Regions from separate parts of the Homo sapiens genome. Here region 2 is linked to region 1. Evidence: chromatin loops called from intact Hi-C (ENCODE). Cell type or tissue: Calu3. All regions are shown on one strand. Each heading gives the region's core, and the rest is flanking DNA. Links, peaks and the distances in the headings are about the cores only.

Region 1 (6,164 bases), core at 598-5,597:
CGATTCTCTTGCCTCAGTCTCCCAAGTAACTGGGATTACAGGCATGCGCCACCACACTCAGCTAATTTTGTATTTTTATTAAAGACGGAGTTTCACCATGTTGGTCAGGCTGGTCTCGAACTCCTGACCTCAGGTGATTCACCTGCCTTGGCCTCCCGAGTGCTGAGATTGCAGGCATGAGCCACTGCGCCTAGCAAGTTTGAAATATTTTGAGAATTACCAAAATGTGACACAGAGACATGAAGTAAGCACATGCTGTTAGAAAAATGGTGCCAGATGACTTGCTCGATGCAGAGTTGCCACAAACCTTCAATTTGTATGAAACGCTATAGCTGTGAAGTGCAATAGAGCAAGGCTCAATAAAACAAGATATGCCTGTAGTGTCTAGTAGGCATGTTTGGGGGTGGCTTGAGAGGATGCTTGGTAAGGGAGGCTATCCAAGGAAACACCAAATAAGGTCTCTTGGAGATCATGCCCTTACAGCCCACAGAGTACATCTGATGGTGTCTGTGTTGATGGTTGATCATGATCTCTTTCCTAAGACCTCCTTGTCCAAGGGAAGCTCTTGAGAAAGGTGAAGACAAGCCTGAGATACCCAGAGCCCGGTGATGCCTCAGAGGTGGCTCACAGCCTCTGGTCTGATGAAGGAAGTTTTCTTCTCTGATGTCTCTTTCATTGAATGGCCCAGCAAGAAGCACTAGACTGGAGCATAACACTGCACACCTGCCTCTGGGCATGGCCTATCCTCCTGAAACCTCTTCACATTTGGCTTCATGTCCCAGTTAGCTACATGTGACCCAACCCTGGATCTAGCCCCAGGATCATTTCAGAGGAGTTGCGATTGCAGAGTGGGAGATTCTGTACCACACTGATTAATTTCCACCAACTCACAGTAGGATGACAGGGAAGACCCATAGCCACTCTGTGCCAATTACTCCTTAGCAACAGCAGCATGAACCACCTGTTCCACATCCCTTAGTGTTCCTCTTGATCTAAAGAAAAGAGAATGAACCAGCCCCTAAGGAAGAGGGCTTGGGAAAGATAAGGACTATTCAGTTAATGGAAGGTGCTGGAGTGTCAGATCCTGAGGCCCAAAATGGGTCCCATCAGAGGAGTAGCCATATTGGTGGGTGCTGGATAGGAGGAGCTTTGGGGTTGGTGCAGGCACTCACTCTCACTAGGATGCCTCTGGTCTCAGGTAATGGAGAGAAGTGAGGAAAAAGTGATCCTAGAGGAAACACCCTCTTCCAGTCACATCATATCCTCTCACTCTCTTGTGGCCTTGGGCTTGCTGGACTTCCTGGGACTCATTATCCTAATGATAGACAGTAATCTGAACCTTACAGAGAGATTGGGGAGCATAGGATGGCGGTGCACCAAGGCTAAGGAGACCAAAGCAGTGCTTGGGGGCCTCCCACTCTTTATCTCGGGTTCTAACTGCCACCCATCTCATGCTTAATGGGTCCTTCTGACTCCAGGGTGAGAAATGTTCTCCTTAGCATCAGGAGATGCTGCACATGAGCAGTTCCTCCCCCTGGGAGTACTGGTTCAGTGAGCAAAACAGCAAGGGGCTGGGCATCCTGAGGGCTGGCAGGGATACGTGGGCCAAAGAGGGAGAGGGAGGGTAGAGAAGCATAGCCAGGGAGAGAAATTGAACACCAGGACGCAAGACAAGTGGGGCATCTGTAGGGGCCACAGTGAGCTCTCAATGATCATCTGTAGTGGCAGCAAAAGAGGTAGGATCCCTGGGCATTTGTTCTGGTTTATTTGACAGGGACAAGGGGTTCAGACAGTAGAGAGGGCGGCATTCCTGTTGATGTTCTTATGCTGGTGACTTGAGGTCCTTGTGCTTCGGATGTGGGCACAGTCTTGGATAGAGGAGTTGGGAAGCAGGATGCACATCCCAGCCCACTCTCCCACTCACAGGATGCTCATGCAAACATTCCCACAGTAGGTAGAACAGCATATGTTATTTGCTTGACAATCTCGGTGAGATTCACATAAGTGTTTGCATAGATATAGTTTAGGCTGCTGCTGGCAGACTTTGATTTCTGGGGATAGCTGTGTTTCTGACAAGGAGAATAGAACGGTAAATAAACGCAGTTTCCTAGAGAACATTTTTCTCAAGCTGAAGCCTCCTCCAAGACCCTTGAACCCAGGTCTCAGTCATGATACTCCTGGATTCCTTCTTCATAGAACTACCTTCCTGCCCATCACCAAATCCTAGTGATTGGTCATATTTTAAATCCTGTCTCTCCACTGTACACCTTACCCCATTAGACCACAATGCCTGGGCTTCCTGGACCTTCTCCACACACCAGCAATCAGAACTCCATCTCCCTTACTAGTCATGGCCTTGGTGAAGTCACCACCAAAGAATCTACAGTCTGATCCTGAGAGCTCAAAGAAGCATGAGACATCTTTCAAACTCTCTCCTAGTCTCTGAATAGTAGAATTCAGAGATGAGGATCAACATGCCTCTTGTCTCTCCCTCTCTTCTGCTCACTGTCACTGTCTCTAGTCTTCCTGCCCCTTCTTTAGTTCCCTTTCCACCACCACTCTCCTTGCCCCTTTGATGATAACCTTAACTTGGCTCTGTGTACCCCAACTTTTGCTTGTCTTATGTCCTATTTCCCTACACTTATACCCATTCTACACCTACACCTACCGTCATAACCACTTCTGAATCTTTACTCCTCACAAATGTGCATAAATCAAATAATAATTGTCTTGCTTTCCCCACTGGATTCTCAGCCCTGGTGCGCCTTTCACTATGGGATGTGCCATTTCTCTCTAAGTATTGAGAAGGAACAGCAAAATATGCAGGTTTCTTCTTCATTCCCATTACTATTCCCAGGGCCAGCTAAGGGGCTGGAGGGCCATGGTTTAGGGACAGTCCAGAGTCTACACAACATTGTGGTCAGAGCTGGATATGCAGAGAGTTTCCAACTCCTAGGTCCTACTCAGACTGGACACAGGCCCTCCATTCCCCCTACCCAATTCCCCCTCACCCATCCAGCAGCCCATCACCTACTCTGCATCCTCTTCTTGTCACGGTATCCTCCCTGGGCCTGCAGCAGCAGCACACAGAGAACCAGGACAGGCAGCAGAGTCTGGGGTGCCATGACTCTGATCAGATCGTGAGCCCTATGTCTGGCCAGGTTGTCACAGACTTCCCTGCAGAGCTGTCTACGGAGAGTGAAGGAAGGAAAGAAGGAATGATCTTTAGCTCCTCACTGCCTCTACTGGCCAAGTCGGAGCAGAGCAAGAGAGTCCTTCCTCTTTTTGCTTGCCCCTGGCCTTGTCGTTCGTCATGTGGGATAGGGCTTCCGCAGGAATGACGCCTCCTCCTTTCACATAACCAGTCTTGTGTTCTTGCCGATAGAATGAAAGATATCATTTATTTCTGCTTTCTAATTACAAAATGTTTTATGGAAAAAAGAAAAGAAAAAATATATTGTTAAAAAGAGTTGCTTAGAATTAACTGATGTTTCATTGCATTATCTTTTAGTTTCTCTCCATATTTAATATAAACAATCCTTTTAATATAAACAACTTTTGTTATCTATTTTTGCCACCCTTATTTAATCATGTAAGTATTTCTCAAAATGTGGATTTTCATAATTGCACAGCTCTCAAATGCTAATAATCAAGTATTTGTATTGTACTAATTACTAATAATCTAGAGAATGTCATATTATTTTTATTTATAAATCTTTGATTTCTTTAGACTAAGAGAGCTAGAATTCCTGAGTGAAAGAGTAAGTAGCTGTTTCATATATAAATGTATATAAACACATACACAGATATACATATACAAATTTAAACACACATAAACACACAGAAAGAGAGACTATTGTAGGGCATGGGACAGAAGGGCTAGTGGAGAAACATAGTAAATATCTTAGAGCTCAGACAGGGGGAGAGACCTATCAGTCAAAGGCTTGGCAGGCTGTCCAGGAGGAGGTGGTCACTGACCTTGAATATCATGAAGGAAATGAACTCTCAGAAGTGAAGATGTTTCTTCTTCCCTAACAGGAGAAAGAGGGGACAACCTAGGGTCACTGGACTCCCAGTAGGCATGCAAGCTGGGAAGAAGATCACCCTCTTCCTCTGATGATGATAATCTTCTAAAGATTTGAACCTCTTTCTGACATTCTGAACTCCTAATGCAGACTCCTTCAGTCCACAGTTGTAATTTACATTCAAAGGAAGCTCTCTAGCCTTTCCCCCATATCTCACCTTATGCACCTTCCTCTGTATCCTTTGCGATATCCTTTATAATTCAAAAATTCTGATATTTGTACCTATAGTTTACAGAGTGGTATTTGACCCTTCCCAAAGGCTCTCTCTTTCCTAGTTTTTCTTTTTGTCCACTCATAAATGAACAATTTAGAGACTGGACACTGTCATAACTATCCTAGCAAAGAGGGGTTATATAGAGGAGAATCATCATCTCAAATAGAAGCTGCATTTTCCTTACCCAAGCATCTTGCAGCCAGTGCCACAATGTAAATATTTTGGCTAACAGACTTGTCACTACTAGGTCAAGACCCTAAGAAGATGGCAAGTCTCTTTCACACTCTTTTTCTTTTCCACCAGCTCAGTATAGATGACAACAAGGTTCTAGAGCCTAGTGAAGCCAAAAGGTGAAAGGAGCCTGGGTCCTTGACTTCTTTTATCACATGAAAAAAGGATACCCATTGTTTTAGAATACTCATTTTGAATTATTATTTGAGCAAGAAATAAAAAGTATATTGTATTTCAGTTATTATGTGATGGAGGCTTTCTGTTAAAGCAGTCTAGTCAACATTGTGGCAGGCTCAAGTACTGACATTTATAAGGGGAAAGATTTATGGGTATATAGAAGGTCTATACTTTATACATTCAAATTATTGATAGAGTAGTAAATTTAGTAAAGAGATGGGTAATTTGAACATTATGATTAATAAGCTTGACTTAATTAAAATATACAGAAGTCTGCATAGAAAAACTAGAGGAACACATTTTTCTCAAGCACAAATAAAACATGTACAAAAAGTGACTATACATTAGGCTATAAAAAAAGTCTGAACAAAATTTTAAAGAATTACATCACAAAGGACATAGTTTCAGACTATAATGGAAATAATTAGAAATTAGTCTAAAAAAAGACAATTACTCAAAACTGAACAGAAATTTCAAATTAAAATATATAAGTCAGAGCTTCCAGGTGGCTACCACTGAACACTTAGAGGTTGTTGGAGAGCAGCATGCTCATGGAGGGCATGGAAGCTCTCTAGCCTTTCCCCATATCTCACCTTATGCACCTCTTCCTCTGTATCCTTTGTGATATCCTTTATAATTCAAAAACCTAGAGGAAATGGATAAATTCTTGAACACATACAACCTACCACACTGAACCAAAAAGAAACAGAAGAACCTGAACAGACGAATAACAAGTAAGGAGATTGAATCAGTAATAAAAAGTCTCCCCTGAAACAAAAGTCCAGAACCATATGGCTTTACCACCAAATTCTATGACCCTTTAAATATAAATTAATACCAATTCTTCTCAAACTATTCCAAAAAATTGATGCGGCAGGAATTCTTCTTAGCTCAATTTTATGAGGCCCACATAACCTTAATACCAAAACCAGACAATAACAAGACAGCATAAAGAAACCCACAGGCCAATATTCCTGATGAAAATAGGTGCAAAAATCCTCAACAAAATACTAACAAACCCAATTCAACAACACATCAAAAAGATAATGTGGCATGATCAAGTGGGATTTATCATACGAATGCAAGAATGGCTCAATGTACACAAATCAATAAATGTGATACTTCACATCAACAGAATCAGGGACAAAACCATACGGTAATCTCAGTAGATACAGAAAAAGCATTTGATAAAATTCAACACCACTTTATGATAAAAACTTTCAATAAATTATGTATGAAAGGAAAGCACCTCCACATAATAAAGATCATATATGACAAACCCACAGCTAACAATATACTTAACGGTGAAAAGCTGAAAACTTTTCCTCTAAGAACTGAAACAAGATATAGAGGAAAGGCTAGGGAGCCTCCATGCCCCTCCATGAGCATGCTGCTCACTTTACCCACTCTTATTCAACGTAGTACTGGAAGTCCTAGTTAGATCAATCATGAAAGAG
Region 2 (6,164 bases), core at 811-5,810, 180 kb after region 1:
ACCATCTGGCAGCCTCTGCAGATATTGTAGGGAGCTTTAAAAAGAGATTCTCTTAACTATGAATCCTAAGAGACTGAAAGCTCCTGGAGGGGACTTAGCAAAATGTTGCACAAGAACCAAAAATACACTTTGTGGGAGGTGGAAGTACTTTGATTACCATTTCTCAATCTCTGCAGAACTGTCTTAGTACAAAGACAGCTGACCTGGTTAGTGGGCTTCTTGAGAGTAGTCAGGACCCATGTGGAAATGAAGGGCCAGGGGCAAAGGGGACACATATTTGTTTCTTTTTTTTTCTTTTTTTGAGACAGGGTTTTACTCTGTCGCTCAGGCTGGAGTACAGTGGCACAATCACAGCTCACTGCAATCGTCACCTCCCAGAATCAGGTGATCCTCCTACCTCAGCCTCTGAGCAGCTGGGACTACAGGTGCATGCCACCACGCCCAGCTGATTTTTGTATTTTTTGTAGAGATAGGGTTTCAACATGTTGCCCAGGCTGCTCTTGAACTCCTGGGTTCAAGCAATCCACCTGCCTCAGTGCTGGGATTATAGGCATGAACCACCATGCCTGGCCCATATGCTGGTTTAATGGGAAACAAGAGTGCTCTTCTAATAATGAGTGCTATCAGCTGGAACCTGGTGCCAAGAGGAGGTGAGCTTCCCATTGGAGAAAGTACGAAAGCTAAGGCTGACTAATGAGCTGACTTCTATGAAATTCTGGGTTTTCATTATTCAGAAGCCTTTCCCAACTTTTCTTCTTCCAGCACCAAATCCCTCTCCCATCCCAACATGCACACACCTATGCCACTCCCCCCATGGGTCTGCTTCTTAGAGGTAAGAAAGGTAGTGGGCTCTCTCCTGATGAGCTGGGTGGAGCAGAGGGAAGCAGGAAACTCAGGCTACAGGGGAGAAGGGCACGACTCTCATGCAAATGAGGTGGTTCCCCCATCTCTCCTAGGTTACTCCTCTTCCCCTTCTACCCACTGACGGCACTCCAGGTTCACCTATATTCAGGGTTGGGTGAACTTTGAGGAATAAGCTGGGGTCTCCTATGATGCAGAACAGCTACTTGGAAACCAATACAAATACTCCTTTCGGAGAGGCGGGAGGTAAAGGAAATTAGAATCCTTTTTCTAATGCCCACATCTTTGCCACACCCAAAAGCTTATGTTTTCCTCTTTCTTTCTACCTGATAAAATTCAGTTCATCCTTCAAAATCCAGGATGAGCGCTGCCTCCTCTGCGACGCCAGCCTTGACCTCTTCAGGTGAGATTAAGGGCCTCCACCTGGGTTCTCGCAGCGTTTGTGCTGCTGAAACTATTCCTCTGTCTCCCCTGTTCTGGTCCAGCCAACTCCTAAGTGGGGTGCACTGTGGTACAGAAAGAAAATATTTAGAAACTTCAGTTTATTCATTTCTAGCCTATACTTTATTAAAATTTATATTATTGAATACTTATAATGTACATATTAGTACAACAATATGCACATACTTATAAATACGGGAACTGCACACTCAAAAACCTTTTCCTGGGCCGGGCACAGTGGCTCATGCCTATAATCCCAAAACTTTGGGAGGCCAAGGCGGGAAGATTACTTGGGGTCCGGAGTTCGAGACCAGCCTGGCCAACGTGGTGAAACCCTGTCTCTACTAAAAATACAAAAATTAGCCAGGCAGACGCCTGTAATCCCAGCTACTCGGGAGGCTGGGCAGGAGAATCGCTTGAACCTGGGAGACGGAGGTTGCAGTGAGCTGAGATCACACCACTGCACTCCAGCCTGGGTGACAGAGTGAGACCCCCATCTCCAAAACAAAACAAACAAACAAACAAACAAAAAAACCTTTTACTGAAATGGGTGGTGTGAGGGATCAAACAAATTTGGAGGCTACCGTTTTGGTCATTACTGTTTTCCTGGTGCCTATCACAAAACAGGTGCTTAATATTTAGGAGTGAGGCCTGGCGTGGTGGCTCACGCCTGTAATCCCAGCACTTTGGGAGGCCGAGGCCAGAGGATTGCTCGAGGCCAGGAGTTCCAAACCAGCCTGAGCAGCATGGAGAGACCCTGTTTCTACAAAAAGTTAAAAAATTAGCTGAGCATGGTGGCACATATCTGTAGTTCCAGCTACTGGGGAAGCTGAGACAGGAGGATTGCTTGAGGCCAGGAGTTCGAGGTTACAATGAGCAATGATTGCACCACTGCACTCCAGCCTGGGTGACAGAGCAATACCCAGTCTCTAAAAACATATGTATTATGTATATATGTGCACATATATGTATATAATTATACTATTCCCTACTGGAAAATGAGTGACCCGGATATCACTTACAAACACTAGTGATACATATGTGTGTGTATATATGCATATATATGTATATAATTATATACATGTGTATGTGCATGTATAATATATATTATATGCATATGTATATAATTATATACATATGTGCATATACACATGTGTATATGTAATTATATATTAATAGAAATAATATGTATAAATATATAAAATATGTATATTATATACACATAATATATGCTATATACATGTCTGTTTTATATATGTATATAATTATATACATATATACACACACATGAGAGTGAATGAATGAACAAGTGAATGAGGCTGCCTGGGTTGTCTATTATAATGATTATATATGTTAGCTGTGTGACATTGGGCAACATACTTCCCTTTCTTAGGTCTGAATTCCTCATCTGTGAAATGAGGAAGTTGGATCAGATTCCCTCCCAAATGCCATCCAGCACTAGTTTCTAAGTGATGTCCGGGTCACACATTTTCCAGTAGGGGGCAGTATCATTTAGTCAATAATAATCATAGTTAATGTTTAAGTTGCAGTCATTACATGGTCCAAGGGCTCAGCATGTGTTAATTCACTTAGCTACACAACAACCCCACACAGGGAGAAGACAGGTACAGAGCACACCTACAAGTTAAATCACTTGTTCAAAGCCACATACAGAGTGTGGCAGAAGATATGTGCCCTACCCTTACCCCGGACCTGACTCCTTCGGTGCCACCAGCTGATTTCCAAGTGCTAGTGTCTGCATCTCTTTGCCTGAGGGCTTCCTTGGAAGCCACACAAGGAGGGCCCAGGCCCAGATCAGCCGGAAACCCTCAGTCCATATGGAGACTGGTGCCTGAATATCTCCACTGGTGCATAAACACTTGCTCTCCTAGGGAAAGGGGGTGATAGCTGCTGCGAGGAATTGTCTGGCCCTGCTCCCAGCATTCCCAATGGGATTAAGCTCAGTCACAAACAGTGATGGGGGGCTTGATGCCTCACCCTTTCTCACCCCCACGCCCACCTTACCTAATAAGCTGCTTCTTAGATCCCCAAATTCCCAAATTCAGACAAACCCAGAATTAGGACTTTTATAGCCTGGCTGGAAAGTCTGGGCTCTAATTTACACAATCTTCCTCCCAAAGGACAAAGCCTTTGGGTCTGTCACATATGCCTGGGTTCTGCCATTTATCAGCTGTTATGGGTTGAACTGTGTCCTCCCAAAAAAGCTACTTGGAGTCGTAACCCCCAGGTCCCTCCAAATGTGACCTTATTTGGAGATGGGCTCTTTACAAAGGTAATCAAGTTAAGATGAGGTCATCAGTGTGGGCCCTAATCCAATACAACTGGTGTCCTTAAAAAGGGGACAGACGGGAGAACACTATGTGAAGACTGGATTTATGTGACCACAAGTCAAGGAGCTTCCAGAAGCCAGGAGAGAGGCCTGGAACAGATCCTTCCCCAGCTTCTTCAGAGCAAACGCAGCCCTGTGGACACCCTGATCTCACACTTCTGGCCTCCAGAATTTAAGAGGGTAAATTGCAGTTGTTTAAACCAGTCAGTCTGTAGTCCTTTGTTCTAGTTGCCCCAGGAAAACAATATGGCAGTTACGTGACATCACCGTGCCTCCATATCCCCCTCTGTAAACTGGGGACCATAATGCACCCTCCTTCACAGGATTCTTGGGAATTAAATGAAATAATGCGTGTAAAAGGCTAAGCATGGAGCCTGGTACATGGTCGGTGTCCACTAAATGGGTAGTTGTTATTGCTGTAACTGAAATAACAAACCACCACCACCACCCTACAACACACATACAGAGATACACACACACACACACAACTTCAGGGAAGGGGATTTCTTAGATAAGCAGACAATTGACCCTCATGCTCCTTCCCTTCTCCTTCAGAGAGACCAGGAGAACAACCTACCCCTCAATCTGACCTGGCCCAAAAGTAAAAAAAAAAAAAAAAAAAGAAAAGGCTTTAATGTTGAAACATCACTCAGGTTTTTGTGTAGCTTGGAGTGGCCATTAAGAGGTAGGTGTTGCAATGGGTTTTCTTCTTACAACTGGTAGGGCCCAGTCTGATGGCAGGAAAAGCGGTGATGCTGCTGTTCTGCAAAATATTGGGAAGATCACCCAATATTAAGGTTCTTAGTTGCAAACAACAGTATCCAATCCAGTTTGTTTAACTGGAAAATGAATGTTTTTAAATATTGTATAAGGCCAGAGAGACAAAGCCTGAAACTACACAGACAAGGAAAAATGTCCAACATCACAGGGAGCGAGGGGGATTCTTTCATGAAAACCCCCCCGCCACCACTACTTGGCAGAGCTGATGCTCAGAACTGGATGCCAGGAACTCCACCCCTGCCATCCCCAAGGAACCCAGTGGGGGGGTGGGGGGTGGAGGACGAAGGTGAGGATGCAGTGAGAATGAGGGCTACGGTGAGAGAGTCCTGGATTCAAACCCTCAGCCTGTCATCCGTGCTGGGCAGAGGAGATGTACTCATGCCCTCCTTTATTCATTCATTACGCAAATATTTACAGACTACCTCCTTTGTGCCAGGCACTGTCCTAAGTGCTGGGGGTAACGTGATGAAAAAACAAAGGAATGTGGTTTGTGTTCTCGTGGTGCTCAGTTGATCAAATCAATGCTGAAACAAGCCTGTGGGGAGAGGAAGGAGGCAGGGTTCTGCTGTGAAGGAGAAGGTTGAGGAGGAAGCAGAGAAGGTGCTGCACTATTTCAGAAAGCAGCCACAGGCCCTGTCTGGGGCATCCTCAGATGTCAGCATCTCAAGGCAGCACAGGTGACAGGCTCTCTGCAAAGAGAAAGGAATTTGTTAATTGTCGTTGCTGAAGCCCTTGACTTGGACACTGTGCAGCTGGCAGATCCTAGACCCTCCCAGAAATGAGCACCTCTGGTCCTCCCTGCAGTCAAGGCAACAGACAAGAAGGCAGTGAGTTTGCCAAGCCTGGAGGGGGGTGGCTCAGGAGCACTGCAGACTCACTCTGCAGGGTGGCTGCCTCAGTGTTCCCATCTGAAAAAGGGGAACAGGTAAGACGGCTCAGATTATTTCAGAGGTGCTTCTAGCAGTGACCTCCTGCCAAGCTGGCTTTTGGAAGATGTGTTAAGTCTGCGGTTTCACAGGACACGTCGCCACTTTCTCCTCGGAAGGCAGAGAGAGCCTCAGCATCAGAGGAGGGACACTGTGTAGGTGCGAGGGGTGTAGGACCTGTGAACTCTACCTCTTTGCCTCAGATCTTCCCTCCGGACCTGCTCCTCGCCTTAACCCATGCCCTGGGTTCCCGGCTCTCTTGTGTGGCAGATCCTGGCTCACTCCTGCTTCTCCAGGAAGTGGTTCTCCTTCCTTCTGCAGCGGCCATATCCAAAGATCTTGCAGATCCTGGAGCTGATGTTGAAGAAGGACCTGGAAGGAAGGCTCCAGGTAGAAGGCAGGTGGCGGGGCTCCAGAGACAAAGGAGGGTCAATAAGAAGATGGTCATCACAGCGGTCTACACAGCAAGCAGCAGAAACAACCGGCATGGCCAAGCATGGTGACTCACACCTGTAATCCGAACACTTTGGGAGGCCGAGGTGGGTGGATCACCTGAGGTCAGGAGTTCGAGACCAGCCTGACCAACATGGAGAAACCCTGCCTCTACTAAAAATACAAAAATTAACCAGGTATGGTGGCATGTGTCTGTAGTCCCAGCTACTCAGGAGGCTGAGGCAGGAGAATTGAAGGAGGCGGAGGTTGCAGTGAGCCGAGATCATGCTACTGCACTACAGCCTGGGCAACAGAGTGAGACTTCATCTCAAAAAAAAAAAAGGTAAAATATTTTTATGAATATTTGAGAATTT

The links. A loop is a pair of places that touch in the nucleus more often than their neighbours do. Peaks named below come from ENCODE experiments on the same cell type or tissue, not always from the same donor. Only the 100,000 strongest peaks of a DNase experiment are listed, where the experiment ranks them.
Region 2: it touches region 1 in a loop (2.5-fold over the local background); 2 of 110 quality-filtered maps call a loop at or near these places.

Annotation. Positions count from the first base shown.
Region 1 is chr20:45,626,775-45,632,938 of GRCh38, reverse strand. WFDC9 (WAP four-disulfide core domain 9) reads left to right here and starts at 1,655. Exons shown (of 5, transcript NM_147198.4): 1 at 1,655-1,736. It overlaps WFDC10A (WAP four-disulfide core domain 10A), which reads right to left and starts at 3,200. Exons shown (of 2, transcript NM_080753.3): 1 at 3,035-3,200; 2 at 1,743-2,069. The coding sequence starts at 3,125. The coding sequence ends at 1,921. In Calu3, for the core only: CTCF peaks have their summits at 3,082 and 3,281; a DNase peak (open chromatin) is centred at 3,268.
Region 2 is chr20:45,447,201-45,453,364 of GRCh38, reverse strand. It overlaps LOC105372631 (a long non-coding RNA gene), which reads right to left. Exons shown (of 4, transcript NR_159957.1): 3 at 5,549-5,768; 4 at 4,784-5,121. Among named protein-coding and RNA genes, the nearest start is that of WFDC2, 19 kb to the left of the region's middle. In Calu3, for the core only: a CTCF peak has its summit at 2,867; DNase peaks (open chromatin) are centred at 914, 2,774 and 4,974.